Linked DNA regions of Homo sapiens: all the other regions are linked to region 3. Evidence: read pairs that join two places in POLR2A ChIA-PET (ENCODE). Cell type or tissue: GM12878. All regions are shown on one strand. Links, peaks and the distances in the headings refer to the core of each region. The heading gives the core; the rest is flanking DNA. Region 1 has its middle 16 kb from the start of ZNF292. Region 2 overlaps ORC3 (origin recognition complex subunit 3). Region 3 overlaps ZNF292 (zinc finger protein 292).

Region 1 (11,004 bases), core at 2,987-7,986, 58 kb after region 3:
TCTAACTGGTGTGAGATGGTATCTCATTGTGGTTTTGATTTGCATTTCTCTGATGGCCAGTGATGATGAGCGTTTTGTCGTGTGTCTTTTGACTACATAAATGTCTTCTTTTGAGAAGTGTCTGTTCATATCCTTTGCCCACTTTTTGATGGGGTTGTTTGTTTTTTTCTTGTAAATTTGTTTGAGTTCATTGTAGATTCTGGATATTAGCCCTTTGTCAGATGAGTAGGTTGCAAAAATTTTCTCCCATTTTGTAGGCTGCCTGTTCACTCTGATGGTAGTTTCTTTTGCTGTGCAGAAGCTCTTTAGTTTAATTAGATCCCATTTGTCAATTTTGTCTTTTGTTGCCATTGCTTTTGGTGTTTTAGACATGAAGTCCTTGCCCATGCCTATGGCCTGAATGGTTTTGCCTATGTTTTCTTCTAGGGTTTTTATGGTTTTAGGTATAACATTTAAGTCTTTAATCCATCTTGAATTGATTTTTGTATAAGGTGTAAGGAAGGGATCCAGTTTCAGCTTTCTACATATGGCTAGCCAGTTTTCCCAGCACCATTTATTAAACAGGGAATCGTTTCCCCATTTCTTGCTTTTGTCAGGTTTGTCAAAGATCAGATGGTTGTAGATGTGTGGTGTTATTTCTGAGGCCTCTGTTCTGTTCCATTGGTCTATATCTCTGTTTTGGTACCAGTACCATGCTGTTTTGGTTACTGTAGCCTTGTAGTATAGTTTGAAGTCAGGTAGTGTGGTGCCTCCAGCTTTGTTCTTTTGGTTTAGGATTGTATTGGCAATGCAGGCTCTTTTTTGGTTCCATATGAACTTTAAAGTAGTTTTTTCCAGTTCTGTGAAGAAAGTCATTGGTAGCTTGATGGGGATGACATTGAATCTATAAATTACCTTGGGCAGTATGGCCATTTTCACAAGATTGATTCTTCATATCCATGATCATGGGATGTTCTTCCATTTGTCTGTGTTCTCTTTTATTTTGCTGAGCAGTGGTTTGTAGTTCTCCTTGAAGAGGTCCTCCACATCCCTTGTAAGTTGTATTCCTAGGTATTTTATTCTCTTTGTAGCAATTGTGAATGGGAGTTCAATCATGATTTGGCTCTCTGTTTGTCTGTTATTGGTGTATAGGAATGCTTGTGATTTTTGCACATTGATTTTGTATCCTGAGACTTTGCTGAAGGAGATTTTGGGCTGAGACAATGGGGTTTTCTAGATATACAATCATGTCATCTGCAAACAGGCACAATCTGATTTCCTCTTTTCCTAATTGAATACCCTTTATTTCCTTCTCCTGCCTAATTGCCCTGGCCAGAACTTCCAACACTATGTTGACTAGGAGTGGTGAGAGAGGGCATCCTTGTCTTGTGCCACTTTTCAAAGGGAATGCCTCCAGTCTTTGCCCATTCAGTATGATACTGGCTGTGGGTCTGTCATAAATAGCTCTTATTATTTTGAGATACGTTCCATCAACACCTAGTTTATTGAGAGTTTTCAGCATGAAATAATCATGTGGTTTTTGTCGTTGGTTCTGTTTATGTGACAGATTATGTTTATTGATTTGCATATGTTGAATCAGCTCTGCATCCCAGGGATGAAGCCAACTTGATCGTGGTGGATAAGCTTTTTGATGTGCTGCTGGATTCAGTTTGCCAGTATTTTATTGAGGATTTTTGCATTGATATCCGTCAGGAATATCCATCTAAAATTCTCCTTTTTTGTTGTGTCTCTGCCAGGCTTTGGTATTAGGATGATGCTGGCCTCATTCTTTTTCTATTGGTGGGAATAGTTTCAGAAGGAATGGTACCAGCTCCTCTTTGTACCTCTGGTAGAATTTGGCTGTGAATCCATCTGGTCCTGGACTTTTTTTGGTTGGTAGGCTATTAATCATTCCCTCAATTTCAGAGCCTGTTTTTGGTCTATTCAGAGATTCAAATTCTTCCTGGTTTAGTCTTGGGAGGGTGTATGTGTCCAGGAATTTATCCATTTTCTCTAGATTTTCCAGTATATTTGTGTAGAGGTGTTTATAGTGTTCTCTGATGGTAGTTTGTATTTCTGTAGGATCGGTGGTGATATCCCCTCTATCATTTTTTATTGCATCTATTTGATTCTTCCTCTTTTCTTCTTTATTAGTCTTGCTAGCAGTCTATCAATTTTGTTGATGTTTTCAAAAAAACAGCTCCTGGATTCATTGATTCTTTTTGAACGGGGTTTTGTGTCTCTATCTTCTTCAGTTCTACTCTGATCTTAGTTATTTCTTGCCTTCTGCTAGCTTTTCAATGTGTTTCCTCTTGCTTCTCTAGTTCTTTTAATTGTGATGTTAGGGTGTCGATTTTAGATCTTTCCTGCTTTCTCTTGTGAGCATTTGGCGCTATAAATTTCCCTCTACACACTGCTTTAAATGTGTCCCAGAGATTCTCGTATGTTGTGTCTTTGTTCTCATTGGTTTCAAAGAACATGTTTATTTCTGCCTTCATTTCGTTATGTACCCAGTAGTCATTCAGGAGCAGGTTGTTCAGTTTCCATGTAGTTGAGCGGTTTTGAGTGAGTTTCTTAATCCTGAGTTCTAGTTTGATTGCACTGTAGTCTGAGAGACAGTTTGTTATAATTTCTTTCTTTTACATTTGCTGAAGAGTGCTTTACTTCCAACTATGTGGTCAATTTTGGAATAAGTGCGGTGTAGTGCTGAGAAGAATGTATATTCTGCTGATTTGGGGTGAAGAGGTCTGTAGATGTCTGTTAGGTCCACTTGGTGCCGAGCTGAGTTAAATTCCTGGATATCCTTGTTAACCTTCTGTCTCGTTGATATGTCTAATATTGACAGTGGGGTGTTAAAGTCTCCCACTATTATTATGTGGGAGTCTAAGTCTCTTTGTAGGTCTCTAAGGACTTGCCTTATGAGTCTAGGTGCTCCTGTATTGGGTGCGTATATATTTAGGATAGTTAGCTCTTCTTGTTGAATTGATCCCTTTGTCATTATATAATGGCCTTTTTTGTCTCTTTTGATCTTTGTTGGTTTAAAGTCTGTTTTATCAGAGACTAGGATTGCAACCCCTGCTTTTTTTTTGCTTTCTGTGTGCTTGGTAGATCTTCTTCCATCCCTTTATTTTGAGCCTATGTGTGTCTCTGCACGTGACATGGGTCTCCTGAATACAGCACACTGAGGAGTCTTGACTCTTTATCCAATTTGCCAGTCCGTGTCTTTTAATTGGGCATTTAGCCCATTTACATTTAAGGTTAATATTGTTATGTGTGAATTTGATCCTGTGATTATGATATTAGCTGGTTATTTTGCCCATTAGTTGAAGCAGTTTCTTCCTAGCATCGATGGTCTTTACACTTTGGCATGTTTTTGCAGTGGCTGGTACTGGTTGTTCCTTTCCATGTTTATTGCTTCCCTCAGGAGCTCTTGTAAGGCAGGCCTGGTGGTGACAAATCTCTCAGCATTTGCTTGTCTGTAAAGGATTTTCTTTCTTCTTCACTTATGAAGCTTAGTTTGGCTGGATATGAAATTCTGGGTTGAAAATTCTTTTCTTTAAGATTGTTGAATATTGGCCCCCACTCTCTTCTGGCTTGTAGAGTTTCTGCCAAGAGATCCACTGTTAGTCTGATGTTCTTTGCTTTGTGGGTAGCCTGACCTTTCTCTCTGGCTGCCCTTAACATTTTTTCCTTCATTTCAACCTTGGTGAATGTGACAACTATGTGTCTTGGGGCTGCTCTTCTCGAGGAGTATCTTTGTGGTGTTCTCCGCATTTCCTGAATTTGAATGTTGGCCTGCCTTGCTAGGTTGGGGAAATTCTCCTGTCTAATATCCTGAAGAGTGTTTTCCAACTTGGTTCCATTCTCCCCGTCACTTTCAGGTACACCAATCGAATGTAGATTTGGTCTTTTAACATAGTCCCATATTTCTTGGAGGCTTTGTTGATTTCTTTTTACTCTTTTTTCTCTAAACTTCTCCTCTCACTTTATTTCATTAATTTAATCTTCAATCACTGATACCCTTTCTTCCAGTTGATTGAATTGGTTATTGAAGCTTGTGCATGCATCACGTAGTTCTCATGCCATGGTTTTCAGCTCCATCAGGTAATTTAAGGTTTTCTCTACAGTGTTTATTCTAGTTAGCCATTCATCTAATCTGTTTTCAAGGTTTTTAGCTTCCTCCTGATGGGTTCGAACATCCTCCTTTAGCTCGGAGAAGTTTGTTATTACCGACCTTCTGAAGCCTACTTCTGTCAGCTCGTCAAAATCATTCTCCGTCCAGCTTTGTTCTGTTGCTGGTGAGGAGCTGCGATCCTTTGGAGGACAAGAGATGGTCTGGTTTTTAGAATTTTCAGCTTTTCTGCCCTGGTTTCTCCCCATCTTTCTGGTTTTATCTACCTTTGGTCTTTGATGCTTGACCTACAGATGGGGTTTTGGTGTGGATGTCCCTTTTGTTGATGTTGATGCTATTCCTTTCTGTTTGTTAGTTTTCTTTCTAAGAGTCAGGTCCTTCAGCTACAGGTCTGTTGGAGTTTGCTGGAGGTCCACTCCAGACCCTGTTTGCCTGGTTTTCACCAGCAGAGGTTGCAGAACAGCAAATATTGCAGAACAGCAAATATTGCTGCCTGATCCTTCCTCTGGAAGCTTTGTCCCAGAGGGGCACCTGTATGAGGTGTCAGTTGGCCCCTACTGGGAGGTGTTGCCCAGTTAGGCTACACGGGGGTCAGGGACCCACTTGAAGAGGCAGTCTATCCATTCTCAGAGCTCAAACACCATGCTGGGAGAACCACTGCTCTCTTCAGAGTTGTCAGACAGAGACGTTTAAGTCTGCAGAAGTTTCTGCTGCCTTTTGTTCAGCTATGCCCTGCCCCCAGAGGTGGGGTCTACAGAGGCAGCAGGCCTTGCAGAGCTGCGGTGGCGTCCGCCCAGTTCGAGCTTCCCTTGCCACTTTGTTTACCTACTCAAGCCTCAGCAATGGTGGACGCCCCTGCCCCTGCCAAGCTGCTGCCTGGCAGGTTGATCTCAGACTGCTGTGCTAGCAGTGAGCAAGGGTCCGTGGGTGTGGGACCCACCAAGCCAGGTGCAGGATATAATCTCCTGGTGTGCCGTTTGCTAAGACCATTGGAAAAGCTCAGTATTTGGGCAGGATTGTCCTGATTTTCCAGGTACAGTCTGTCACAGCTTCCCTTGGCCAGGAAAGGGAAATCCCCCAACCCCTTGCGCTTCTGGGGTGAAGGGATGCCCCACCCTGCTTCGGCTCACCCTCCATGGACTGCACCCACTGTCCAACCAGTCCCAATGAGATGAACCAGGTACCTCAGTTGGAAATGCAGAAATCTCCATCTTCTGCATCGATCACGCTGGGAGCTGCAGACCAGAGCTGTTCCTATTTGGCCATCTTGGAATGGAATCAATATGGTTCTATTATATTGGATCTTTGACCTCACTAGCAACTTCTTCAGGCTGTTAAGGTTTTTCTAAGTTTCTGCTGTCAATATTCTCATTTTACTTTCTACTTTGGCAATTTCATCCATCTTTATGGCTTTGATTTTATTCCTATGACTGTGACTCCAAATCGTATCTCAATTCCAGATCTGCTATCTGAATTTTTGCCTGATCAACAACTTCACATATCTAATCACCTGTTGGACAGCTCCACCTAGAGGTTTTGCCAGTGAATTTATCAAAGTCCCTTCCCACCCTTGCCCTCACTCAAGCTAAGCTTTCTCCTGACTTTCCTGTTTCTGTTCAGGGCACTACTATCTTTCCAAGTTTTAGGTACCAAGCCTTAAGTCCAGGTTTGACTCCTTTTCCTTTTCTTCATATGCCATCAGTTGTTCAGATTTGCCAATGAAATCTTTGTATCACTTCTCTTCCCCATTCCCAGTATCAACTCCAAGTGGTTCTCTGGATCTCTTCTAGGGAAAGTTTTCTTCATGTGTGTCTTTATCTTCTGGCTCTTCCTACCAAGACATTTTTTAAAGTTGAAATATATTTTAGTCCAAAAATAAGTCTGGGAGGATATGATAAATTACACTAAATACTGGAGTTACGTGGAAGTCCGATTAATGGTCCCCATAAATGTCTATATCCTAATCCCTAGAACCTATAAATATGTTAGCTTATATAGCAAAGGAGAATTAGTGTTGCAGTGGAATTAAGGCGATTATTCTGGAATATCTGTGTGCGTACAATGTAATCACAAGTATCCTTTAAATATGGCAGAGGTAGGCCATAGAGGAGGTCAGAATCATCCCATATCAGAAGGACTAGACCAACCATTGCTGGCTTTGCAGATGAAGTGCAGCCGCACACCAAGGAATACTGCAACCTCTAGAAACTGGAAAATGCAAGGAAATTTTCTCCTAGAGCCTCCAGAAGGAATGCAATTCTGCCAAAACCTTGATTTTAGCATAGTAAGACCCATTTGGGACTTCTGATCTCTCAAGCTATAGGATAAACCTGTATTGTTTTAAGTCACTAAGTTTGGAGAAATGTGTTACACCAGTCGTAGGAAAGTAATGTTAGTGCTAGTGTCATAAAAGGAAGGAAGATATTCTCTAAACTGGTTAATTTTAGTATAATTAGGAAACTTTAAAATGGACATATTTAAGGCAGATGTTAGAAAAATAAGAATAATTTGGGCTGGGCACGGTGGCTCACGTCTGTAATCCCAGCACGTTTGGGAGGCCGAGGCAGGTGGATCACCTGCGGTGAGGAGTTCGAGACCAGCCTGGCCAACATGGTGAAACCCTGTCTCCACTAAAAATGCAAAATTAGCTGGGCATGGTGGTACACGCCTGTAATCCCAGCTACTTGGGAAGCTGAGGCAGGAGGATCACTTGAACCGGGGAGGCAGAGGTTGCAGTGAGCTGAGATTGTGCTATCGCACTCCAGCCTGGGCAACAAGAGCAAAACTCTGTCTCAAAAAAAAAAAAAAAAAAAGAAAAGAAAAGAAAAGAAAAATAAGAATGATTTGATTCATATAATAATTTATCAAAATTAGCTGCTAATATGTTACTGCTGAAGGTAATTAAAGGATGCCACATGAAATAGACAAGAGATCCTTGATTCAGAGAATATTTCCAAATTTGTTGAGTGTCATATAGTTGGAAGGCAAATAAGCCTTTGTATCAAATTATTTATGCTTTGTTTCCCTTACTAAAACAAAACTTACTGGAATGATGTATATGCCCATCAGAGTGTGTTAAATTCAACCAACATAGCTGTATTCAGAATTTCAATATCACTAGCTGTATCAGAAAGTTCACCTGTATAACCAGCTTCCCCTGGGGAAGACTGCCTTCCTATGTAATTTGATTTCCATAGTTACATAGAATGAGAACCTGGCCTCTTGAAAACAAGGTATTGATCTGGTAAGAATCTACCTTATTCTTATTCATGAAAGCTGTTTTTAGTTGTAAGCATGTAAGGTTCTGAAAAATCACCCTATTTTAAAGGACTATTAACTAAGGTTTGGAGTGATGATTGTTACCCTAATTTGGCATCTAACTTTTTGTAGATTGCCATATATTCAAGTTGTGTCATATTCTGCAAAAATAATATTAGTCATAGAGAGGTCAAGAAGTTCTGGCCCATCAGGTACTTGGGAGGATGAGGTGAGTGGATCGTTTGATCCCAGGAGGTGGCAGCTGCAGTGAGTTGAGATTGAGCCATAGCACTCCAGCTTGGGGAACAGAGTGAGATCCTGTCTCAAAAAAAGAGGAAGAAGAAGAAGCAGGAGGAGGAGAAAGAGGAGAAAGAGGGGGAAGGAGGGGAGGAGGGGAGGAGGGGAAGGGGGAAGGAGGGGACGAGGGGAAGGAGAAGAAGGAGGAAGAGAAGGAGGAGGAGAGGAAGGAGGAGGAGGAAAGAAGCAGAAGGAGGTGGAGGAGGAGAAGGAGAAGAAGAAGGAGAAGAAGAGGAAGAAGAAGAAGAAAAAGAAGAAGAAGGAGGAGGAGGAATAAAGAAAGAAGAAAGAAGAAGAAAGAAGATGAAGATGAAGAAGGAGCAGAAAGAAGAAGTCATCCCTGGCCTTGAACAGAGGCCCTGACTTTTTATAAACTGCAAATTTCAAGTGGGCCTTATCCCCTTTTGGTTTGTTGGTCTTTCAACAAGATACCTCTAACTCTAATTTACATAAGAGTGGATAGGAGAAGCGGGGTTGGGTGGGGAGGATAGCTCTCTGAGAACTTTTATGGAGAGGTTAAAATAATTACAGAGTTTATGAGCCCATGAAGTTTACTGTTAGTCCTACAGAACTTTCAATTTCTTGCAGAGATTTCTTTCTAAACTGTAAAATTTCATTCTATGCAAATTGTTTAGTCCCTTCTTTTCTTTTCCTTTACCCTATTATCAAAACATTCCCTGGAAAGTTTCCTTTATGATCTCATATATGCATATATATATACAGCACTAGAATTTCGAATAATACTGAGTTCAATTCAACGAGGATAATGTATAAAAATAATTGCTGCATGTTTCTTTAAATCCAGAGAGAGTGCTTCTAGTAATGTTGATGTGGTACCATGTCAATATATGCAAGCATAATTCTTTGTTTAAAACTTAGCCATGAAATTCCTCCTGGCAGATGGGTTCCAGAACCCAAAGAAGTAGTGCAGTTTGGACTATGATGGGACGATAACAGAATAAGTACCCATATTAAAGAGGATTATACCATATAGAAAGAGCAGGAATTCCCAGGCACTCTGCAAATAAAGAAGCTGATATGTAAAAAGTTTGAAGTCCTGGTATGGCAATAGCTCATTTCTATCATCTCTGTATATTCCCTGTACATGGAGTTGCCTGATTTTCATTACCAGGATTTGTAATTACTAGTCAGATTCTTTTAATGTTTGGGCCCATCTACAGTTCCTAATATCAATTAATAGCATATTCTAATTCTGGTGTTATAATTGATTTAATAACTTGACATTCAAGTTTTTACCTTTTCTCATTTTGGTTTCTTGACTTGGATGCAGTCAATTGTAATCAGATAACCAAATGCAACTTCATGTTTCATGCAGCTTTTTCTAAAGATATTAGTTTGGTACTGCTTTCCAGGAAAGAAAACTCCCTACTTTGAACTCTTTTATAAAGTGAAGGTTTTCTGTGTAAAAATCACACAAAATCCAAATTAGCTTGCTGTACTATAATACCAGAGGCAGAGTGAACATGGGAGAAACGGTTCTAAATGTTCATATTCTAGCAATATGCAATAAATAACTTTTTTCTGTATATTTCCTTGAATATTTTAGTCAATCGATATTGAGAATTGTATTTTTTCTCAGTAAAATAAACCAAAGCCTCTAAAAAATATTTCCCAAAAATACAAAATCAAGGATGAACTGAAACTCAATTTTAGTACGTGCTGTATTAGGTCCTTCGGGTTTTCGATCGATGATAAACATATGTATATTATTTGTTAAATGTCTATTGATTTCAGCCTTATGTTAAGAATCATTGCTTAGTGTAAAAATAATAGGTGTTAAATTATTTTTAATTTAAATAATTTAAAATGAAATGAATACAAATGAAAATGGTAAAATGGTAAAATAAAATAAAAATGGCAAAATGAAAAATAAATATAATATTTCTTTTTAAAAATATTAATAAGAATATAATGAATGTAATAAATTCCTCTTGTAACATAGTTGACTAGCGATAAGAAGAATGTAGGAAATATTAGGAGAAGAATGTAACATTAACCACTTTCTAATACAAAGCCTTATAACATATATCTTCAGCAGCTAAATTTACTTTCCTCCAGCTCTTCATATATAGATACTTTTCATTCACACAAATCTTTGTATTATTTACAACTAATTTATGGTATTGTGATGATGGAGAATTTAGCAAGAAAATATTAACTTCCTTCTCTAAATCTCCCCTGAGATTAACGACTTGCAAATAGATTCTTTGTCAGAGATGCAGTCTCCATTTTTTAACACCAAGATAACAGCTCCTTACACAGCTATCCTCCTACTTGATCAGGGACAAAATGTCACTTTTGCTGAAAGCAAACCACTGCTTTGACAGCAATCAAATGATCAAAATTTCACTTTACAGATATAAATTGTCGATGGATTTTTGTAGAAAAAAGTTGTGAGTTATGAATGAAGGAAAACTGAAGGAATTTAGGACAAACAATTTTGTGACTCATTCAAAAATAAGGATTTAAATGTATTGCTAAATCCTGTTTGTCAGAAGTATTATTTTAATAAATCCTTCAATAATTTTTAGAATACCTTTGACATTGAACCAAATTGCCATAATCTGTGACTGCACGATGTTTCCAAATACAGTCAGACCTCTGCATCTGTGAATCCCACATGTGTAGATTCAACCAACCATGGATTGAAAATATTTTTTTAAAAAAAGAATGGTTGTGTCTGTACTGAATATGTACAGACTTTTTTCTTGTTATCATTCCTTAAACAACACAACCATTTACACGGCATTTACATTGTATTAGGTATTATAATTAATCTATAGATAATTTAAAATATCCTGGAGGATATGCATAGGTTATATGGAAATACTACACTATTTTATTTTTTAATTAAAAATATATTTAAAAAATTTTTATTAGAACAGAGGTCAATGTGCATACACCATTTCATATAATGGATGAGCATCTGTGGATTTTGGTATCCTCAGAGGTGGGGGGCTGTCCTGAACCCAATCCCCCAGGGATACTGAGACATGACCATATTGATGGATATGGTCCTTCTCCATTTTCTTTTGTTCCCTTAACCCTTGCCAGTAGTTAGGCCACCATTGCCCCAATGTTCATCACAACAGAACCAAAGAACCAAGGTAGCGACTTCCTGTTTTTGTTTGTGTGATTGTTAATATTGAGTGTCTATTTGATTGGATTGAATGATGCAAAGTACTGATCCTGGGTGTGTCATTGAAGGTGTTGACATGGAGATGAACATTTGAGTAAGTGGACTGGGAAAGGCAGACCCACCCTTAATCTGGGTGGGCACAATCTAATCAGTTGCCAGCATGGCCAGCATAAAAGCA
Region 2 (11,004 bases), core at 5,194-10,193, 450 kb before region 3:
CAACAAAATTTGAGTATGAGGAGGGTAGTGTGTAAAAGTTTTGAAATAATCCACTAAAACATAAAGTGCATCATGGTTCTTTAGCAAAGGGAAAGAAAACCATAACTGCTTAAATGTACAGCTGTGCTCCTTCTAGAGAGCATAATGCTCTCATATTCTTCTTCAAGTGCAGGTTGGGTTTTGTGAACCCCACACACATGGTTTGTTTGGCCTAAAACTATGACAGGAGGATGCAGCTGGAGAATATGCATTGGCTTAAAGAATAAACTGCTTTTTAGCTACAGCTAATTTCTGGTTCAAAAAAGACATAACTAAAGGTTAAAATGTCTACTAGATTCTTTGTCCCATGTCATTAACATGTAGTTTGCTACATGTTAATAAACCTAATATGCCTTTGAAATATATCTAATATGGGCTGAATGAAGTGCCTCATTCCTATAATCCCAGCACTTTGGGAGGCCATGGTGTGAGGATCACTTGAGACAAGGAGTTCGAGACCAGGCTGGGAAACATAGTGAGACACTGTCTCTATTTAAAAAAAAAAAAAATAATAATAATAATTAGGCTGATGAGGGGGCTTATGCCTATAATCTCAACACTTTGGGAGGCTGAGGCAGGCAGATTGCTTGAACCCAAGAGTTCGAGACCAGCCTGAGCAACATGGAAAAACCCCATCCCTACAAAAATACAAAAAAATTAGCCAAGTGTGGTGGGACGTGCCTGTAGTCCCAGCTACTTGGGAGGCTAAGATGGGAGGATCACTTGAGCCTGGGAGGTATAGGCTGCAGTGAGCCTATCATGCTACTGCACTCCAGCCTGGACAACAGTGGGAGACTCTGTCTCCAAAAAAAAAAAAAAAAATTCAGCTGGATGTTGTGGCCCTTTTCTGTAGTCCTAGCTACTCAGGAGGTGGAGGCAGGAGGATTACTTGAGCCCAGGAGGTCTGAGGGAACTGTGAGCTATGACTGCACAACTGCACTTAAGCCTGGACAACACAGCAAGATCCTGTCTCAAAAAAAATCTGATATGACACTCTGTCCTACTTAACTCTTCCCAACTGTAATTTTAAACCCAAACTGTAATATGTAATAAATGTTAAGGAACACAGATAGCATATAGCCAAATATTTCTACTCATCCAACGTGGGGAGTTTTAGTTTCAGTTTATTATTAATAATGAGTCACTTTTGAAAATCAGGAAATAACAGACATTTCTTCAAGACAGTGGTTGTGCTTTAATTTGTAAAATTCTTTATTCTTTAGGCTACTAATCATCTTAATCTTCGACCTTCCCATTTCAAAAGCTGCATTCCTTTATTTAGCTCTAGCATATCACAGAATTTGTTTACTAGCTCATATTATATGAACTCTAATTAAAAATGTATCTAGATTACCTCGTTAATGGTGCCCAGCAAAAAAAGAAGAAAAAATTATATGTGCAGTTTATTTTTACAGCAATCTCCATAAGTCCCATTTTGTAAAAGACTGAAATTTACACAGTATTTACCTTCTATTTTTCTAAGCCTTTTACCCTATTTATGTACTTAAGGTTGGCCCCTTGCTGATCCAGTGATCACTATTAGGGCGTATTTATATCGTGAATTAGCGACAGAAAAACAATGAACTAGTGGTTAAGAGAGATGGGCTCTGGTCTGAGTGCTACCACTAGCTAGCTGTGTGATCTCAAACAAGCTGCCGTCTTCTCCTAGACTTTAGTTTCTGGTTATATAGCTGAACTCAATGATCTTAATGATACCAACATCCAGCCCTTAAAAGTTTTTGTGTTCTGAAGAGTGGTTGAGTTCATGCTGCAGTGGCAAGAGCAATGCCCACACATAACCTGAAAGAAAATCCCTTAGTGCCTGCTGATGACTTCCTCACTCTGGCTGCTCAGGCCACTCTAGTCAGGCAAACATTCTCTTTCATCTTCCATGACTGAGCACTCATCAGGTGCCTCACATTGTAGCTATGGAGAGATATGGGAAGATTTTTGCAAAAGCAGTTTCCTAAAGCCAAAAGATTTTTAAGACAAAGAAGCACTTGCCAAACATAAAAAAGGATTAAAACAGACATTTTAAATAAGATATTTTCAACATGTCATGTCCAATTCTATGTGATTATATATGAAAAAACTACCTGTTCCCCCAAAACTCCATTAAAAAATTGCCCTAAATTTGGGAAAAGTAAAACGTACACACCAATATATTTTATTGTTGTTATTGTTCTACTAAAAGAATACCATACTTTGGTGCTAGAAACAGAGCAAGAGAAGAGCCCATGAAAAGCTAGTATTTAGGGAACAGAACATGGCTACCTATATACAATCAGACACCCTAAGCATTCAGGATATATAAATGATCATGTGGAGGTCAAGCAAAAGAGAGAAACTGTAACCCTCCAACAGTGAAGAGTGCCAGGCTGCTTCAGTTAATTTAGGACTGAAAGATTCCAGCTTTTGTAAATCCGATTAAAGTAAGCCTCATGCAGATTTTGGTAATCAACATACCAATGAGCCTCACTGCTGTGAAAGCAGTTCATAGCTATTAATTTTTCAAGCTTACAGATGATTTATGCAGTGCTTTGGAAATCTATAAAGAACTTGATGAAATGCTTAAGAAAAAACCTCTAAAAAGAGTTCTTAATTATGACACCCTGCTACTCTTTCCAATCTTTTTGATTTCTTTTTGTTGACTTTTTAAAGACAAATCCCCCAAACTGTCGATCTGGAGAAAGATTTTCTTTTTCTGCCCATTTGATGCTCTCCATTGTTTAAACCAAATCTAGAAGAGAAACATTTGGCCTATTTGTGATTGTTAAAATGTGATACTATGAGGCTTGGCATACTGACTGATCATGAACTACTTTATCTCTTTATCTCTAAGCACATCAGAAGGTGGGGTTTTCCATGCCATTTTAGTTAAATGACTGTCATGGCCAATAGAATTGGAAGGATATTACACTCTTACCATCGAGGCTCTGAAACTGGGCCAGGAACTCCTCTATTCTCTTAGCTGTGCTGCCAAGGTGGTTTTCACAATAAGACTTAAAAACCTTGAAACATTTCTCAAGTATGGTCATCAGTTCATCCTTTGCCAACATCCTAGAACAGAGTCAGTGACAGGAAATGTAATATAACTAGAAAATTAACACTTAAAAAACATTTTATTTAATATACATATTAAATGTTTCCGCTCAGAAGATAAAAGAAATTCTTCATTAGTAGCTACCAACATTTTTTGGAGAGATTTTCCTCCATATATGTGACATTCAGAAGAATTCTTGAAGGGTTCTCATGATAAAGTTTAGCTTAGAAAATTTACAAAGGTCTGGATTCATAGTGTGGCTCTAACATGATGTTTGTAATAAAGAATAAGGTTATTATACATCTCTGATCCTTGGTTCGTTGTCTGTAAAATGGAAATAATAACTTGCTTATTTCACAGGTTAGATGGAGACTTAAAAATTAAATGAGAAGAAGCAGTGGAAGACTCTAGCACAGTGCTTACCACACAGTAGGCATTTAATGATAGTTTTCCTTTCTTTTGATCTAAACGTACATATGAAATAAGAAATGTCTACAGAAGATATGACGTGCTAAATGTAAACTTGTTTGAAAGAACCAAAATAGTACACTCATTTCTCTAATTATCACCATTTAAACTATGCTTTACATCTCCTATGGGCTTTATAAACATCAGTCAGTAAACCCACTGAACTTTAAATGAAGTAGGCAGATCTAATTGTTATTTATAGCACAGGCAGAGTGGTTGAGTAGCTCATTCACAGCTATAGAAGAAATCTTTGTTAGAAATGGAGAGAAAATACAGATATTCTAAAGTTAGGATCTTGTTCTTGGAGTTTACAGGATTTCTCCACTAAGATCATACTCAGTAATGGCATCAAAAGGAATCAGACCAATATTAGGAATTTTTAAGCAGTGGCATTACACAAATATTCAAATTATTCTCAGCAAATGCATCTAAGTCATTAAAACTATGATGATTAAAAGTTCTAATATTTCCAGGCACGGTGGCTCACACCTGTAATCCCAGCACTTTGGGAGGCCGAGGCGGGTGGACCACGAGGTCAGGAGATCAAGACCATCCTGGCTACCACGGTGAAACCTCGTCTCTACTAAAATTATAAAAAATTAGCCGGGTGTAGTGGTGGGCGCCTGTAGTCCCAGCTACTCGGGAGGCTGAGGCAGGAGAATCGCTGGAACCGGGGAGTCGGAGGTTGCAGCGAGCTGAGATCACGACACTGCACTCCAGCCTGGGCAACAGAGTGAGACTCAGTCTCAAAAAAAAAAAAAAAGTTCTAATATTAACCATGAAGTAACAGACAAATCCAGAATGTGGGCATTTTGTAATACAACTAATTCACTTATATTTGACATCTTTCATAATAAAAAAATGAGGAGAAATACTAATATTGCTAACTTGGGAGAAAGAAACAAAGCTAAGTAGACTATGATTACTGAGAAATTGAACTGGTTACTTGAACTAAAATTTAAACCCCAACAACAACAACAAAAAGTAGACAACCACTAAATATGGCAATTGTTAAGGGTAGACCAAATAGTAAATTTCCACAGGGTTTTTTTAAAAGTATAAAACTTTATCTTCCTCTTTCTACAATAATTATCTAAGATATAATCTTTATCTGTGAAAGGCAGCTAACTGGTCAAGGAAAAATAAGCCAAGACATTTCATACTTGATTACAGTTGAGATTTAAAATTTGTGGCTTTCTATTGCCCAGATAGAGTTATGAGAAGAAAGTTAACTCAAAGTCAGATACACTTGAACAATCTGTTAAACCTGACCTTTAGGCCTATTCAAATAGACAAGATTAGCATTTCTGGTGTCCAAGGAATCACCGGCACTGACTTGCTTGGAGGGGAAAGACGGGTGAGGTTCTGCTGGCAGAAGATCTAACCCAAGTTAGCAGCATGTGAAGGATTAGCTTCCCAGGATAGGGGCAGCAACAGCTCTTGTCCACTTTGAGCTCCAAATAACTGAATATCAAGGAAGGCCAAACCTAGCCTATTATCCAGGAGACCAAAAAAGAGGGCATTATTTCATATAACTTTGGAAGCAAACTTCATTAGTCATAACTCTTAATGTGTCACTTGGAGAAGGTACTCAGATGTAAACTGCCAGGGATTCAAATAGTTATTAGTCCTCTTATTCTTTTTTTGTTTTTTCTTTGAGACGCAGTTTTGCTCTTGTTGCTCAGGCTAGGGTGCAATGGCGTGATCTCGGCTCACCGCAACCTCTGCCTCCCAGGTCCAAGCGATTCTCCTGCCTCAACCTCCCGAGTAGCTGTGATTACAGGCATGCACCACCATGCCCGGCTAATTTTGTATTTTTAGTAGAGGCAGGGTTTCACCATATTGGTCAGGCTAGTCTCGAACTCCTGACCTCAGGTGATCCGCCCACCTCGGCTTCCCAAAGTGCTGGGATTATAGGCGTGAGCCACTGCACCCAGTCTAGTCCTCTTATTCTTAGCCAAAGATTATGTTTTGCTCCCAGAGCAGAAAGATCTTACACTTTCTCAAGTATTCTCTTGTTTAATGTAAAATGACAAGACTTGAGATAAGGCTGATTAGAAATAATAACTTAACCAACCCCAATAAAGTCATTATTTAAAATTTTTTTTCCAGTAAAATTATACACACACAGAATCAATGCTGCCTGCTATCATCACTATTATTCAGCATCATTCTGGAGTCTAGATGCTACAATAAATTAAGAAAAAGAAATGGTATAAATGTTAAGAAGGAGGATGAAATTAATCATTTCATATGATGTGACTGTAAAGTTAGAAAATCTAAGAACTGCAAATAAAAGAGAGTGTAAAAGAGCTGGGCGTGGTGGCTCATGCCTGTAATCCCAGCAGTTTGGGAGGCCGATGGGAAGACCACTTGAGCCCAGATGTTTGAGACCAGCCTGGCCAACAAAGTGAGACCCTCATTCCTACAAAAAATAGAAAAAATTAGCTCAGCCTGGTGGCGCACACTTGTAGTCCCAGCTACTGAGGCTGAAGTATGAAGACTGCTTGAGCCTGGGAGGTCAAGGCTGCAGTGAGCCGTGATCATGCCATTGCACTCCAGCATGGGTAACAGAGACCCTCTCTCAAAAAAAAAAAAAAAAAGAGAGTGTAAAAAAGTAAGTGAATAAAAAATATATATGCATGCATATATACATATCCATATAATGTAATCAATATCTTATATTAAACTACATAATGAAAAAAAAGCCCATGTTCAAAATGGTAACAAAACCTACTAAATACACAGCAATACACATTATAATATATGTGTATGACCTATATTAAAAAAGCCCTGAATAAATGAATAGACATTTTAACACTCACTATTGTAAAGATACAAATCTTTCCAAATTAATCGATATTCTTAACAGTTTGAAACAAAATTACAGAGGGTAAATTTTATTTTTATTTTTATTTGAGATGGAGTTTGGCTCTTGTTGCCCAGGCTGGAGTGCAATGGTGCAATCTCAGCTCACCGCAACCTCTGCCTCCTGGGTTCAGGCGATTCTCCTGTCTCAGCCTCCTGAGTAGCTGGAATTACAGGCATGCACTGCCACGCCGGCTAATTTTGTATTTTTAGTAGAGACAGGGTTTCTCCATGCTGGTCAGGCTGGTCTCGAACTCCTAACCTCAGGTGATCTGCCCGCCTCGGCCTCTCAAAGTGCTGGGATTACAGGTGTGAGCCATGGCGCCTGGCCGTAAATTTTAAAAACTAAAAATTATTCTGAAATGTATCTGGAATAATTGTTCTAAAAAACAGGAACAATGTGTGTACACTTGAGTGTGTATGGTAGGGCTGTAAATACATTAAACAGTGTTAAGCTATGATGATTAAAATTGATGGTACTTGGGAATAGACAGGTCAACAGAAGAGAATGAGTTCAGAAAGAGATCTAGGTGTACATGGGTGTTTGTTATGTCACAGGGATAGCATTTCAAATCAGTGAGGGAAAAGATACTGGGTATCAGAATTAACTATTTTAAAAAAACAGGTCACTATCTCACCTTATACACAAAAATGCATTTCAGATAGAATAAAAATGTAAGTACGGTCTGGGAGCAGGGAAAAAGAACTAGCTCATCAACCATAAAATACTAGAAGAAAACCAAGAAAGATATTTAAGCCTGATAATATCCAGCAGCAGCAAAAGTGTAGGGAAATACACACTGGTACATGGTTGGTGTGAGTGTACACTGTACAACAATGTTTATATTTTAGACTCAATATGTTTACATCTACCTTTGTTTTGTGGAAATAGTTATACAAATACACAGACTTACCACTGCTCATGATTATTGTTTGTAATAGTGAAGAATTAGAAACAATCTAAATATGTATCAAAAAAGGGTCTGATTAAATAAAAAGCACTTTAAAAACATGATATTATATAGTGATGAGAAACAATGAGGTAGGGCAATATGTAATACTAATGATGACAGCTAACATTTATACCCACATATGTGTATCAAGTGTCATTTGATACAATACAATGTAAATACTATTATTATTCCCATGTTAGAGATGAGAAAACAAAGGCACAGAGAACTTAAGTAAACTTGTCCAGAATCCAATAGCTGGTAATTGGCAAAGCTGGGGTTTGAACCTAGACAGTTCAGCTTGACATCCATGCTCTTACTGAGCATGCTATATTGCATCTCAAAACATGGCATCTGTGGTAGAATATTAGGCACAAACCAAAATAACCACCACAACAAAAACAAAACAAACACAAAAAAACAAAAAATGCAAGTGTGGAACACCATATATAGTATTATTTAATATACATTTGTGTGTGGAAAAATATCTGAAGTGCAAATAGCTAACAGTGGATGACTGGTTTTCGAGGTTATATAATACAAGGGGTAATATCAGAAAAATACTTATTTTTTCACTTAGATTATTAGAATGACTATAGCAAGCACTTTTTTTTTGGTTTTGTTTTGTTTTGTTTTGTTTTGTTTTTGAGGCAGAGTCTTGCTCTGTTGCCAGGCTGGAGTGCAGTGAGGCAGTCTCTGCTCACTACAACCTCTGCCTCCTGGGTTCAGGCAATTCTCATCCTTTAGCCTCCAGAGTAGCTGGGACTACAGGCGCATGCCACCATGCCTGGCTAATTTTTTGTATTTTTAGTAGACAGGCGGTTTTACCATATTGGCCAGGCTGGTCTTGAACTCCTGGCCTCAAGTGATCTGCCTGCCTCGGCCTCCCAAAGTGCTGGGATTACAGGCATGAGCCACTGCGGCCATCAAAGCACTTTGGATAAACCAAACCTAACTGAAGAAGATCACTTGAAAACAACTACAAAATATTTAGCTTATTCCAAAAAAGTGTGTTTATATATAGCACCTCAAATAAAAAATTAAGGATTGAGTCTAGCTATCAGACAAGCATTTTTCAAACTGGGTTTCAACTCCTTTGTCAGTCATGAACCAATCATTCAAGAGATATTTATTGAATGCACACTACATACTAGTCACTGTTCTGGGCATTTGAGGTACACCTTATTGAATCAAAAATCACTGTCCTCACGGAACTTACATTCTAGTGGGAGAGCTGGGAGAAGCACAGACATGCACTATCTATCTATATCATATATACGATATATGCGTTAAAAATTGATAAATGTTATGGAAAAATATTGAACAGAATAAGCGGAGAGCCATGGGAGGAGGAAGCTTTCAATTTTTAAATGGTTAGGGCCTCACTGAAAAGATGACATTTGATCAAGTACATAAAGGAGGAAAGGAAGTTAGCCATACAAATATCCAGAAGAGCTTTTCCTGGCAGACAGAACAATGGGTGCAAAGGTTCCATAGTGGGCATATCTGGAATATTCAAGAAAACAAGGAGGCCAAGATGTCTGAAATGGAGAGAGAAAATGAGCAGTAATCAGAGAGAGGCCATGTGGGGAGAGGAGGGGGGCAGTCACATAGTGTCACTGTATACGGCTTTTACTCTGAGTGAAATGCGGAGTTAACGGAGGGTTTTGAGCAAAGGAGTAACATTATCTGAAATATTTTAAAAGGACTATTCTGACTGCTACTTTGAGAAGAACCTGTAGGGGAGCAGAAAAACCAGAAAGGAGGCTACTGCAATAATACAGGTGAGCAACGACGATGACTTAGACTATGATGGTACAAGTGAAGGAAGGTGGCAAGAAGAGGTCTGATTCTGGATAAATTATGAAGGCAGAGCCCAGGCTTCTGGTTTGAAAAATCAGAATGATAAGAGACAGTAGGAAAATGATAGATTTCAGGGGAAGATCAGGAGTTCAGTTTTGGGTAGGTTAACTTTGAGGTGTGTATTGGATATCTAAGTGGAGGTATTAAATAGGACATAAATGGACATAACAGCCTGGCACTCAGGAGAGAGGTATAGGCTTACGATTAAGCCCTGGGGCACTGTAATGTTAAGATGTCAGAGAGAAGAGAAAGCACTAAAGGAGAATGTAAAGGAGCATATACTGAGGTAGGAGAAAAACCAAGAAAGTCCTAGAAATCCATTAAGAAGGGAGTGATGAACTGTAGTCAAATGCTGATAACAGGTTAATGCTAGATTTAGGAACATGGAGGTCACTGGTGACTTTGATCAAACTAGTTGTGATCTGGAGCACAAGCCTAATTGTAATCAGTTAAAGAGAATGGGAGAAGAATTAGAGACAGTGAGACAATGCTTTCCAATTTTGGTACATTCCAACTAACATTTTGTTTTAAAATAAAGAGAATAAAATTGTAAAGAAAATAGCAGAACTAAAAAGTTTGAAAGCCACCATGTGAGATTAAAGAGAAATAAAAAAAATGTCTAAGATAGGTCACATTAATGCCACAAAAGAGCGATTTATCTTTATCCCACTTAATTAAGAAATAATTACTTCACAATTGGCAGAGCACGGTAGCTCACGCCTGTAATCCCAGCACTTTGGGAGGCCGAGGCGGGCGGATCATGAGGTCAGGAGATCGAGACCATCCTGGCTAACACAGTGAAACCCCATCTCTACTAAAAATAGAAAAAATTAGCCGGGCTTGGTGGCAGGCGCCTGTAGTCCCGGCTACTCAGGAGGCTAAGGCAGGAGAATGGCGTGAACCTGGGAGGTGGAGCGTGCAGTGAGCTGAGATCATGCCACTGCACTCCAGCCTGGGCAACAGCGCAAGACTCCGCCTCAAAAAAAAAGAAAAAAAAAAGAAAAAAAAAGAAAAAATTATTTCACTATCAGGTAAATGGTCCAAAAAATGCCTGTGATACCTAATGTATTAAAAGCTTTATAGGTAATCTGTCACAGGAGTTGAGAAAAACAATAAAGGCTTTATAGATTGTCATTTTTTAAAAAAGTTTTCTTAACTAAGAAAGAGAATCATTAAGCAATCATTAAAAGCAATCATCCTGCAGGGCAATGGAGTATTCTGCTTCATCATACAGAAAGCCAATAATTTCTGGTTAAGTACTAATTATATAAATGTCTGATTATAAGAACTGGCTACAAGGAAAAACTGGCCAATCCATGGCTAATGAAAACATCTTTTGCCTGACGAGTTTTCAAATTCTAAACAAACATTACCATTACCAGCTAGTTTTGAAAAATACTCAGAACTCAAACTTGCAAATGTATATATATCAATGAAGGCTGGAAGTTAAGGAAACAAAACAAAACAAAAAAGCATGTAAAAATAATAAAAAGCATGTAAAAAAATTAAGAAGCATGTAAAAATAAGAAATTGTCTTATTCAAAGACTAACACAACAAAGCAATTATGTAGGATGATAACAATGAAACAGAAACCAAAAGTATGTGTATCGCCTCCTAAGCCTTGATATTTCATATTAGGTGCCCCTTCCTAGAGAAGCTGCCAACCCCACAAATGGAGGTTAACTGTCCAGTCTACTGGTTCCTCAGCACCCTAGCCCTGACCCATCACAGCTCTTACTACTCTGAATTGTAGCTCTCTACTGTTCATGTCA
Region 3 (11,004 bases), core at 1,911-6,910:
AGGTTTTTGAATTTGGAAGATTATCTGCCCTAATCAGATAGCAAGACTTATCCCAAAGCTATAGAAATTAAGACAGTGTGATTTTGTTATAGACATAGATGACAGAAATGAAAGAGCTTTAAAACAGAATTACATATATGTGAGAGCATGGTATATAAAAAAGCCCCATCAGAAACCAGTGAGGAAAGTACAGACTATTCCATAAATAACCTGAAACAACCATTTAAACAGGAAAGAAAAATTATAACTATTCCCAGCATATAACAAAACTATATCCTATATGGACAAGTAACTGAATGTGAAAAGCAATACTTTAAAACTTTAGGATGAGGCTGGGTGTGGTGGCTCATGCCTGTAACCCTAGTACTTTGGGAGGCTGAGGTGGGCGGATCACTTGAGGTCGGGGGTTCAAGACCAGCCTGACCAACATGGAGAAACCTCGTCTCTACTAAAATACAAAAACTAGCTGGGTGTGGTGGTGCATGCCTGTAATCCCAGCCACTCGGGAAGCTGAGGCAGGAGAATCGCTTGAACCCGGGAGGCGGAGGTTGCGGTGAGCCGAGATCATGCCATTGCACTCCAGCCTGGGCAACAAGAGCAAAACTCCGTTACAAAGAAAAAAATAAAACAACAACAACAAACTTTAGGATGAAAACATAGGAGAACATCTTAAGACCTTAGGGCAAAGAAGGTTTTCTTAAGACAGAAAATACACATCATAATGGAAGATAATAATAACTGCAGATACAATAGAATTAAAAACTTCTGTTCAACAAAACCCCATAGAAAATCAAATAAAAGGCTACAAACTGGGAAGACATTTTGTATCTCATATTCGCAAATAATACATAGTGCCATATGCATAATACAAAATTCATAATATAAATATAAGTCTACCTCGGAATCTCAGGGTTGAGATTGGTCCACCACCATTTTTACTTCTGAGTATGTTGCCTTTATATCATCTCTCTCCCAAATTGTGAGAATTCAGGAGAATCTCTTACTTGTGATGAAATCCAATAATCTTATTTCCACATTGTTCTGGTTGAGACACTTGTTTCCCCATATCTCAGGCTACCATCCCTGGCAAACGGCCCAGTGCAGTAGTTATTTCAGTAGCAGTTTAGCATTTTCAAAGAAAATCAATTATGAATTTAACATGATTCACATTCCCATATATACTCAATGCTAGGATGTGAAATAACCATTCACAAAACTGAGTTTCTGATAGCTTTGAATCCCTAAATAATCTCCAATATGGATGCTATAACACAATCTCCAGACTTTCTGAGAATTCTAAAACTTCTGGCTCCAGGGCCTACTCTCTTTGTAGCATTCTGATGGCACGAACCAATCATAATCCCAAAACCTCCCTATTCCCTAGCCTGACATGGTGTGGCCCATAATTTCTCTGTTCTTGCATATTCTTTGCTATAAACTAGGCTTACAGAAGCAACCACATTGATGCCTTGGCACAAAGGGTTTCAATCTTGGAAAAACACGAGCATGTTTGATGCTAACCTAATTGCTAAGAAACCTGACTTTAATGGGAGCAGAGATTTTTTTTTTAAATGTCTAGTACATAACATAGAAAGGGAATGTTTTTAGGTTTCATCCACTGAATTAATTCTCATAATGCTATGTAACTGTTTCTCCGTATAAAACACTCTGAAAAGGACAATTCTGACTTCAGCTTAGTCTCCACAGTATTTCTGGCTTTGAACTTACTTTCCAAAAACACTAACACAGTATGTCTGTTTGATCTGTACCTTTACATTGTGACTCCCATAGTCAAGCAGTCATAATGAAGGTAAATACATGGCTCAAATCTGAAGTGAAGACTTTAGCCCAACATATAGCTAAATATCATGTGGGAGGTCCAAAATTCTTAAGAGTAAACCCCCTTATACAGAATATAACCCCTAGTAACTTCAGAGACCTACAAGCCCAGGATGTACATAATTAGATTCAAAGAAGCAGAGTCTAGCTGCCATAAATAATTATAGCACGAGCCTCAATCTCAACTTGCTGGGGATAAGCCAGAAAGGCTGCCACAGTCTACTGTGTATGTCTATCATGGGCCAGTTGGCACACACAATACATCCTTACTTCAGAACATGAAATACAATGGTAGGAAACCCAGCTTTAAAGGTGATTGATTCCTTTAATTTCTATATTCTCTAGTAACTGCTCTGAATAGAAATAAAATTAAACAGAAATAGGTTTTCCCTTAGTCATTTATACTCATTGTATAAGTGACTTTTTGATGAAAAAGAAATTAAAAACATTTTCCTAGAAACAAATGTTAATATAGGCTGAACCAGAGGGCATGTGATCCATTCTCAGCGCAGGAAATGGTACTGAGACAACTGAATATCTACATGCATAAAAATGAAATGAGATGCTTACCTTGCATCATACACAAAACCCAAAATGGACCATACTTAAATGAAGAACTAAACCTATAAAACTTCTTGAAGAGTTCTTCGAACACCAAACATGATCTATTTTTATAAAGTTCATAAATTGGACTTCAATTCATCAAAATAAAAAATTTCTGCACTTCAAAAGACCCCATTAAAAAATGAAAAGCCAAGCCATAGGCTGAGAAAAAAATGTTTATAAATGATACATCTAACAAAGGGCTCATATCCAGAATACATAAAGAACTACTACAACTCTAATAAAAAGACAACCTGGTTTTTTAAAATGGGCAAAAGATTTAAATGGACAGTTCACCAAAGAAGATAAATGGCTGAAAATGCACATGAAAAGATTTTCAATATTATTAGCCATTAGGGAAATACGAATTTAACTATGAGAAACCACATCCACTAGAATGGCTATAATTTTAAAAAGACAATATCAAGTGTTGGTGAGTATACAGAGAAACTGTAACTCTCATGCATTGCTAAGGAGAATGTAAAATGGCACAGTCACTTTGGATAGTCAGTTTCTTAAAAAGTTAAACATAAATTTACTATTCAAACCAGCAATTCAACTCCTAGCAATCCACCCAAAACGAATATAAGCTTGTTGGCCAAAAGAAAAGTATATGACTGTTCACAGCAACACTATTTATAACTGCCTAAAACTAGGAACAAGCCAAATGTCCATCAATGGTTTGAATGGATAAGCAAAATGTAATAAATCCATATGGCTGAATATTTTTCAACAATAAAAAGGAATGAAATATTTGATAGCTTTTATCCCATTTAGTAAGAATATTCATGTATTCTGCTGTGTTTATGAGACGCAACCCAAGGACCCTTTGAAGTTATTGTGTAATACAATATATGCACCATATTCTTTTTTGAACGAAGAACATTTCTGAATTCTGATTCACATCTGGCTCAGTTTCAGATAAAGATTGCAAAGTTCACAGAGAATAACTTCCCCAAGTCTAATATATTTAAGTACTTCGTATCTTATAAAACCTATTTTAAGTCTCATCCATTTCCCAACTACAAAGCAGTTCTAATGTTAATATTTTCTAAAATGACTAACATGGAACACATAAACATGCAATGGGCCGGGCGTGGCTCCTCAGGCCTGTAATCCCAGCACTTTGGGAGGCCCAGGCGGGCGGATCACGAGGTGAGGAGATCAAGACTATCCTAGCTAACACAGTGAAACCCTGTCTCTACTAAAAATACAAAAAATTAGCCAGGTGTGGTGGCGGACGCCTGTAGTCCCAGCTACTCGGGAGGCTAAGGCAGGAGAATGGTGTGAACCCGGGAGGCGGAGGTTGCAGTGAGCTGAGGTCACGCCACTGCACTCCAGCCTGGGTGACAGATCGAGACTCCATCTCAAAAAATAAATAAATAAATAAATAAATAAATAAATAAATAAAATAAACATGCAATGGTGACTTGGTTATGTCAGGATTTAAATTTTAAGCTAATTGGTGTCATCTGTTACACAGATCTCTAGCTATCTGAATTTTCTCTCCAACTTATCAAATTTATAGAATCAATTTGAAACTGATGAAAAAGAAAATACCAATCAGTATCTATTAAACATTGCTTAAAACAGCAATGATTCAAATCATATTACTTTTATCTTCAGGAAAAATTAACTACATTTCAGAGAGACCTGTTCTTAAGATACATAAATATTCTTAAAATAGAAATGATCTGAAAATCCCTTTAACTGTAGCAACTTCATAACCCAGAATCAAAGACTGAAAACACCTACTGTTGAAAGCTAGAAATGAATGTACTTCTTTCAACTAAAACAGATACTTCTTAGATAAAAAATTGAAACTAACTCAGGCTCTAATGAATGCTTTTTTTTTTTTTTTTTTTTTTTGAAACAGCGAGTCTCACTCTGTTGCTCAGGCTGGAGTGCAGTGGCATGACCTCCGCCTCTGGGGTTCAAGCAATTCTCCTGCCTCAGCCTCCCAAGCAGCTAGGCTTACAGGCATCTGCCACCAGGCTCAGCTAATTTTTTTTTATTTTTAGTAGAGACGGAGTTTCACCCTGTTGGCCAGACTGGTCTCGAACTCCCGACCTCAGGTAATCCACCCGCCTTGGCCTCCCAAAGTGCTGGGATTACAGGTGTGAGCTACTGTGCCCAGCCTTACTTAATGCTTTAAAAAAAAAAAAAAAAACCCAAATGTTAAAAATCTGATATTCTCAAATTGTACTCAGGTTTCAAAAACATTTATGGTACTACCTAACCTACTGCAATTAAATGAAATACTAAATTTTCTGCTATGGGATAGATTTCCAGAAGAGCAACTGCTAGAATATAGCAAACAGATATGCTATTTTACTAACACATTTACTGGCCAGGTTTATTTTACTGGCCACATTGCTTTCCCAAAAGGTTGTTTTCTCATGTCCACCAAAGTTTGAGAGTGCCTTTCTCTGTATTACCTCTAGCAAGAAGTCATATACAGCCTATTAAATTCTACAGTTTCTCTAATTTGCACTTCTTTAACTAATAATGAATCTGACCTCCTTTCTCATTTGTTGGACATTTGGATTTGTTTTGTCTGTTGCTCTATCACACTGATGGTCTCTTTTCTTGTCACACTGCAAGAATTTAATATATTACAGAAATTTACCTTTTGTTCATCAACAGTTTTAGAAATAATTTTCTGGATCTATTGTTTTCCCTGTTGGCTTTGTTATTTTTACCATAAAAATTCATTTTTATATTATGAAATATGTCCGTCTTTTTATGCTTTCTGGGAATAATACAAAGACTAGAAAGTCTTCATTAGGAAGGACTAAATACGCAGTCTCTCAGATTATCTTTCAAGATTTTGTGTGTGTGTCATGAACACAAGCAGTCTTTGCTTTTGCACAGTTCTGAAATACACAGGTACCAGCCATCACAGTATAAATAACAGTCCCCAACAACCTGGTTCAACACTTAGTTACCACAGTATATCAACTTTGAGTAAGTGCATAGCTTCTGAATGCTTGGTCCACAAATCACTAAGTAAATAAGAGATGTGCATCATGATCAGTAAGCAATCACATAACTTTTCCCAAAATTTGACAGCAACTGGTTACTGGGCACCTATTTGTTATTCAGTATATGCATGAACAGCAAAGTGTGTAACTGTGTTGCCTTCCTGTCTCCCAGTGATACACTGATTTGACATTTTACAAAAGTAAACAGTCAAAAGAGGGGACTGACCAACAAAAATGAAAGTGTAGCAAGGAAACAAAAAGTGGCAATGCTGAAAGTGGAATTGGAAACTGGTTATGACCAAAAGATGAAGATATCCCAGAGGAAAAAAACATCACATTAAAGGAAGTCTCTGAAATACTTCATGACTTTGGAAATGCAAAGTACTATATAAAATGTTGAAAACTAATACAAATTTAGAAAAGAAAATGACAATTTGGCAAGGCACAGAAGAGATGCTTGTTCCATATCTTAAGTTATACAATTAGAAGGCAAGCATCATTGAAAGTATTCTTGATAAGCTTTTTACAAATAGAAACATCCTAATTCTCAATTTTTTTTTCTTTTTGTTTTTTTTTTTTTGAGACGGAGTCTCACTCTGCTGCCCAGGCTGGAGTGCAGTGGTGCTATCTCGGCTCACTGCAACCTCCACCTCCTGGGTTCAAGTGATTCTCCTGCCTCAGCCTCCTGGTTAGCAAGGATTACAGGCTTGTGCCACCATGCCCGGCTAATTTTTGTATTTTCAGTAGAGACGGGGTTTCCCCACGTTGGCCAGGCTGGTCTCGAACTCCTGACCTCAGGTGATCCACCTGCCTCAGCCTCCCAAAGGGCTAAAATTACAGATGTGAGCCACCACGCCCTGCCTAGTTCTCAATTTTTCTAATGTTTCAAATTTTTAGATAATTTTAAATATTTTCTATTTTTTGTATTTTTAGTGTATTAATTCTTTTCCATTTCCCAATACATTTGTGACCAGTCATGGGTGTTTTTAATAGTTTAATGAAAATTTTAACGGTCACAGGAAAACTATAAGATTTCCAACAGATAAAGTATTAAAATTGCTTTGCAGTTTCAGCTCTCATCATTTCTGCAACACCTCAAGGTGCACCACGCAAATGAAGGAGTGCCTGTATTTAAATCTTTATCTAAAAAACAATTTTGTATGTGATAGGACGGTCCATTTTTATCTTTGGACAGCCAGTTGATACCAAATCCTCTTATTAAACTTTTCCCATTGAATTTAACACTATGTTGTTATATACTAATTTCCCAATTTGTACCAGAATTTTTTCACTCTCTACTTGTTCTACTAATATACTTTTCTGTTCCTTAAATGTTTACATATTGCTATAATCTAAAATGCGAAAAGGCAAATCCTCCTTTTACTATCTTTTGCACAGTTATTTTAATCTATTCTTCAACATTTTACTTTGTCTTAAACTACTAACACTATGTTAAATAAAAATAGTACTAACAGGGATGCCTATCTGTAACCTGTTTACAATGGAGATTTTTGTGATTTTATCATTTAAAATTATGTCCTATTACTTTCTAAAACTTAGTCCTTATTACATTTAGATAATTTCCCTCTATTCCCATTTTACAGAGTTTTTACTGGGAATGGTGATTTTATCGAAGGCCATTTGTAGCATCTACTGAATACAGGTTTTTTTTTTTCAAATGAGCTTTTCAATTTAATATAGTATATAGACATTTTCAGGTACAGAACCAGCACTGAATTCCTGCAATACCATCTGTTTTGTTATAAGGATTTTTCGCATATATTGCTGGATTCTATTTCCTAATATTTTATTTAAACTTTTGCATATATATTCTGTCACATGTGAAATTGGCCTACAGTTTTCTTTTTAAACACTATTTGTTAGGTTTTGATATTACTTTGTAAAATAAATTTGGAAGCTTTTATTTATGGCCTATAACAGTTTTAACAATAGAACTTGTAACCATTCAGACTTTTCTTGATTCAATTTCAGTAGTTTGTATTTTAAATGGAAATCCACCATTTCTTGTTGTTTTCAAATTTGGTGCTACAGAGCAGCAAACTTAGTTCCTCCCCCCTAGATCCATGGTTGTCTCCTTATTCCTGATTTTGCCTACTTCTGCTCTCTCTTTTTTCACTTGGTCAGATGTGCAAGTTAAACTTACTTATGAATTTACTCTTTTTCAAAGAATTCATTTATTTTTAATTCTATTTATTTCTGCTTCATTAATTTGAACTTTTTTTTCTAATTTTACATAAATATTAAATTTCATTTTTCACTCTTTAAATTAAAAAGTGCTTGTAAACAGCATTTTTATGTCTAAGAGTGAACTCAAATTATTCACATTTAATTTTATTCCTTCTATATTTATCATTTAATCTCCCCTTTCTTTTCCCTATTTGTGCTACCAAGTTTGTTTTTATTCTGTTTTCCACACTTACTTAGAAGTTCTAAATTCATTCTGATAGCTGTGCCTTTTCTAGACATACGACATGAAAAAGTTTCCACACTGAATTTCCCGTGCTCCAATTCTCCCTAGTTATCCACCTAAAGGATGAGCCCTTTAGGTTGGTTAGTTTATTTCCTCTGTTCTTGTTTTTCCTCTTCCTCCATTAGACCTTTAAGATGTTTTATCTCCCTCTTCTATCTCTCCTCATCTTAGTTCCTAGATTTCATTAAGATAAATTAGTACAGGCTGAGTATCCTTTATCCAAAATGCTTGGGATCAGAAGTGTTTCAGATTTTTTCAAATTCTGGAATATCTGCATACACATTAATGGGATATCTTCAGTATGAGACCCAAGTCTAAACATAAAATTCATTTATGTTTCATGTAAACTCTACACTTAGCCTGAAAGTAATTTTATATAATGTTTTTAAATAACTTTGTGCATGAAACAAAGGTTGTGCACACTGAGCTGTCTTATTACCCTCGGAGGGCGTGCTTGTGTGGGAATCTGAGTATGCACGTGCAGAAAAGATACATTACAGTTGAAGGGCGCAGGTTGTTTTTTCCCTTGGGGACACTGAATAAACTGTGTTGCGCCTGCATTTTTCTTTTTTTTTTTTGGAAGGTCTCTCACTTTGTCACCCAGGCTGGAGTGCAGTGGTGCCATCTTGGCTCACTCCAGCCTCAACCTCTCAGGCTCAAGCAATCCTCCCACCTCAGCCTCCCAAGTAGCTGGAACTACAGGTGTGCCACTGCCTGGCTAATTTTTGAATTTTTGATAGAAATGTTTTTCGTCATATTCCCCAGGCTGGTCTCAAACTCCTGAGCTCAAGCGATCTGTCTGCCTCCGCCTCCCAAAGTGCTAGGATTGCAGGAATACCACCATACCCAGCTGTGTGACCTGTTACATAAGCTCAGGTACGTTTTCCCCTTGTGGCATAATGTCGGTGTTCAAAAACTTTAAGATTTTGGAGCATTTCTAATTTAGGGTTCTTAGATTAGGGAAGCTCAACCTGTACTTAAAATTACCCTCATCCCAGATACTTGGAGGCTAGGGCAGGAGAACTGCTTGAGCCCAAAGGTGGAGGCTGCAGTGAGCCGAGTTGCCATTGCACTCCAGCTGGGACAACAGGAATGAAACCCTGTCTTTAGAAAATAACTTCCTCATATTTAATGTTTTTTGCTTCAAGATTCTTCATATAACAGTAATTGAACACATTCCTGGTCAAATCTATTCCTTATCCATTAAGATCCCTGGAAATCCAGCCCACTGAAATAAAAGTACCAGTATATGTGAACTTAAAATACAGGGACGTGCAATGCAATACTGTTCCTGATGGTCAAGATCTCACAAAAAAGTAAACGTTCATCAGTAGAGAATTAATGAATAAACTGTGATACAGTTACTATAAGATTCTCATGGAAACATTCACATGAGCCATTATTTATTTAATAATTAAATGCAACGAAGTATATAATTCCATTTTTGAAAAATCAGAACTGAAAAAGGCATTGTCTATATGTGTGGATGTATCTATGTCTGTGTACAGAATTACAGGATCTTTAAAAAATTACGGAAGGGCACAAACCTAAGTGAATAAGGGTTTCCTAGAGGGGTCTGGGTATGTGGAAGAGTGTCCATGATAAAAAACGTAAAATCGTCCTTTTTGTGAAAAATTACAGTGTATATTGGAATGTACAACATGCATGGAAGCACAATAACTGACTTATCCATGATGGAATTCTAAGAAACTTACCAAAAAAGTTATTTTCGCTAGGGTTAAAAAAAAAAAACCACCCTCACCCTAAAAAGTGCATCTAGATTTATATTCACTTTTTAAAGTAACAGAATTGTTCCAGTAGCTCTAGAAAGACTGTTGAGATATTTAATTGGACCTTCTTACATACAGCAAAATTTCCAATGAGAAACTGCAACTCATTCTCTGATAAATCAATCCGTAAACCATAAAAACAAAGTTCTATGTTAAAAGCATTTTCTTCCCCGGTCTGTTGTTTTGCCTTTTGTGGTTCCCACTATAAAGACATTATAAATGTTTTTGTAGTCAAATCTGTCAGTGAATCTTTAATCATTTCTAAGTTTGTGTTACCCTTAGAAAGGCTTCCCCATCACAAAGCAAATGTTTATGAGAAACAAATTCTCAAACCTCCCCAGTATCAGGCACATAAAGATTAAAAGTGCCAGGCATGGTGGCTCACACCTGTAATCCCAGCACTTTGGGAGGCCAAGGGGGGTGGATCATCTGAGGTCAGGAGGTCGAGACCAGCCTGGCCAACATGGTGAAACTCTGTCTCTACTAAAATACAAAAATTAGCTGGGTGTGGTGGGCACTCCTGCAACCCCAGCTACTTGGGAGGCTGAGCCAGAATCGCTTGAACCCGGGAAGCGGATGTTGCAGTGAGTCGAGCTTGCACCACTGCACTCCAGCCTGGGTGACAGAGCAAGACTCCGTCTCAAAATAAATAAATAAAATAAAAGCAACAAGGAGACATGATTGTAATTATAAATTATAAAGCTTCAAAAACAAGTGTTGTAGAATGTTTATCACTGCACTTTTGGAGGTCAATTTGGGAATGCAAAACTTTACATAGGCATACTCTCTGAACCAAAAATTCTGGTTCCAGAAAACAATTCTAACCAACTATTGCCACATACATGTAAAGACACTGATATTAATATAAGGGTATCTTGACACAAACTCTAACCAAACATTGTTAACAATCTAAGTGTCACTAATAGAAGACTGTTTAATAAAAGCTTGTCCAACCCGTGGCCTAGGATGACTCTGAATGTGGCCCAACAGAAATTTGTAAATTTTCTTAAAATTATGAGTTTTTTGTGATTTTTTTTTTTAAGCTCATCAGCTATCATTAGTATTAGTGGATTTTATGTGTGGCTCAAGACAATTCTTCTAGTGTGGGCCTGGGAAGCCAAAACATTGAACACTTCTGGTTTAACACATTATAGAATGTCCATACTATGAAACATTACATTTAAGGATGTAGTAGCTTTGAATACACTGATATGGAATCATGACCAAGATTTATCATTAGGTTAAAAAAAAAGTATGGTACACAATATTATGTATTATATGATCCCACTATTTAAAT

Evidence for each region. Peaks named below come from ENCODE experiments on the same cell type or tissue, not always from the same donor. Only the 100,000 strongest peaks of a DNase experiment are listed, where the experiment ranks them.
Region 1: POLR2A ChIA-PET joins it to region 3 with 11 read pairs; 5 of 35 experiments call an interaction of 5 or more read pairs at or near these places.
Region 2: POLR2A ChIA-PET joins it to region 3 with 10 read pairs; 2 of 35 experiments call an interaction of 5 or more read pairs at or near these places.

The regions. Positions count from the first base shown.
Region 1 is chr6:87,134,070-87,145,073 of GRCh38, reverse strand. No RefSeq gene overlaps it. Among named protein-coding and RNA genes, the nearest start is that of ZNF292, 16 kb to the left of the region's middle. In GM12878, for the core only: a CTCF peak has its summit at 5,635 (motif pointing left); no DNase peak of the experiment used is centred there.
Region 2 is chr6:87,645,211-87,656,214 of GRCh38, reverse strand. ORC3 (origin recognition complex subunit 3) reads right to left here. Exons shown (of 20, transcript NM_012381.4): 14 at 2,966-3,099. Among named protein-coding and RNA genes, the nearest start is that of AKIRIN2, 52 kb to the left of the region's middle. In GM12878, for the core only: no CTCF peak of the experiment used is centred there; no DNase peak of the experiment used is centred there.
Region 3 is chr6:87,191,030-87,202,033 of GRCh38, reverse strand. The region is part of intron 1 of ZNF292 (zinc finger protein 292); the gene reads right to left. Among named protein-coding and RNA genes, the nearest start is that of ZNF292, 41 kb to the right of the region's middle. In GM12878, for the core only: no CTCF peak of the experiment used is centred there; a DNase peak (open chromatin) is centred at 4,213; H3K27ac peaks cover 2,455 bases.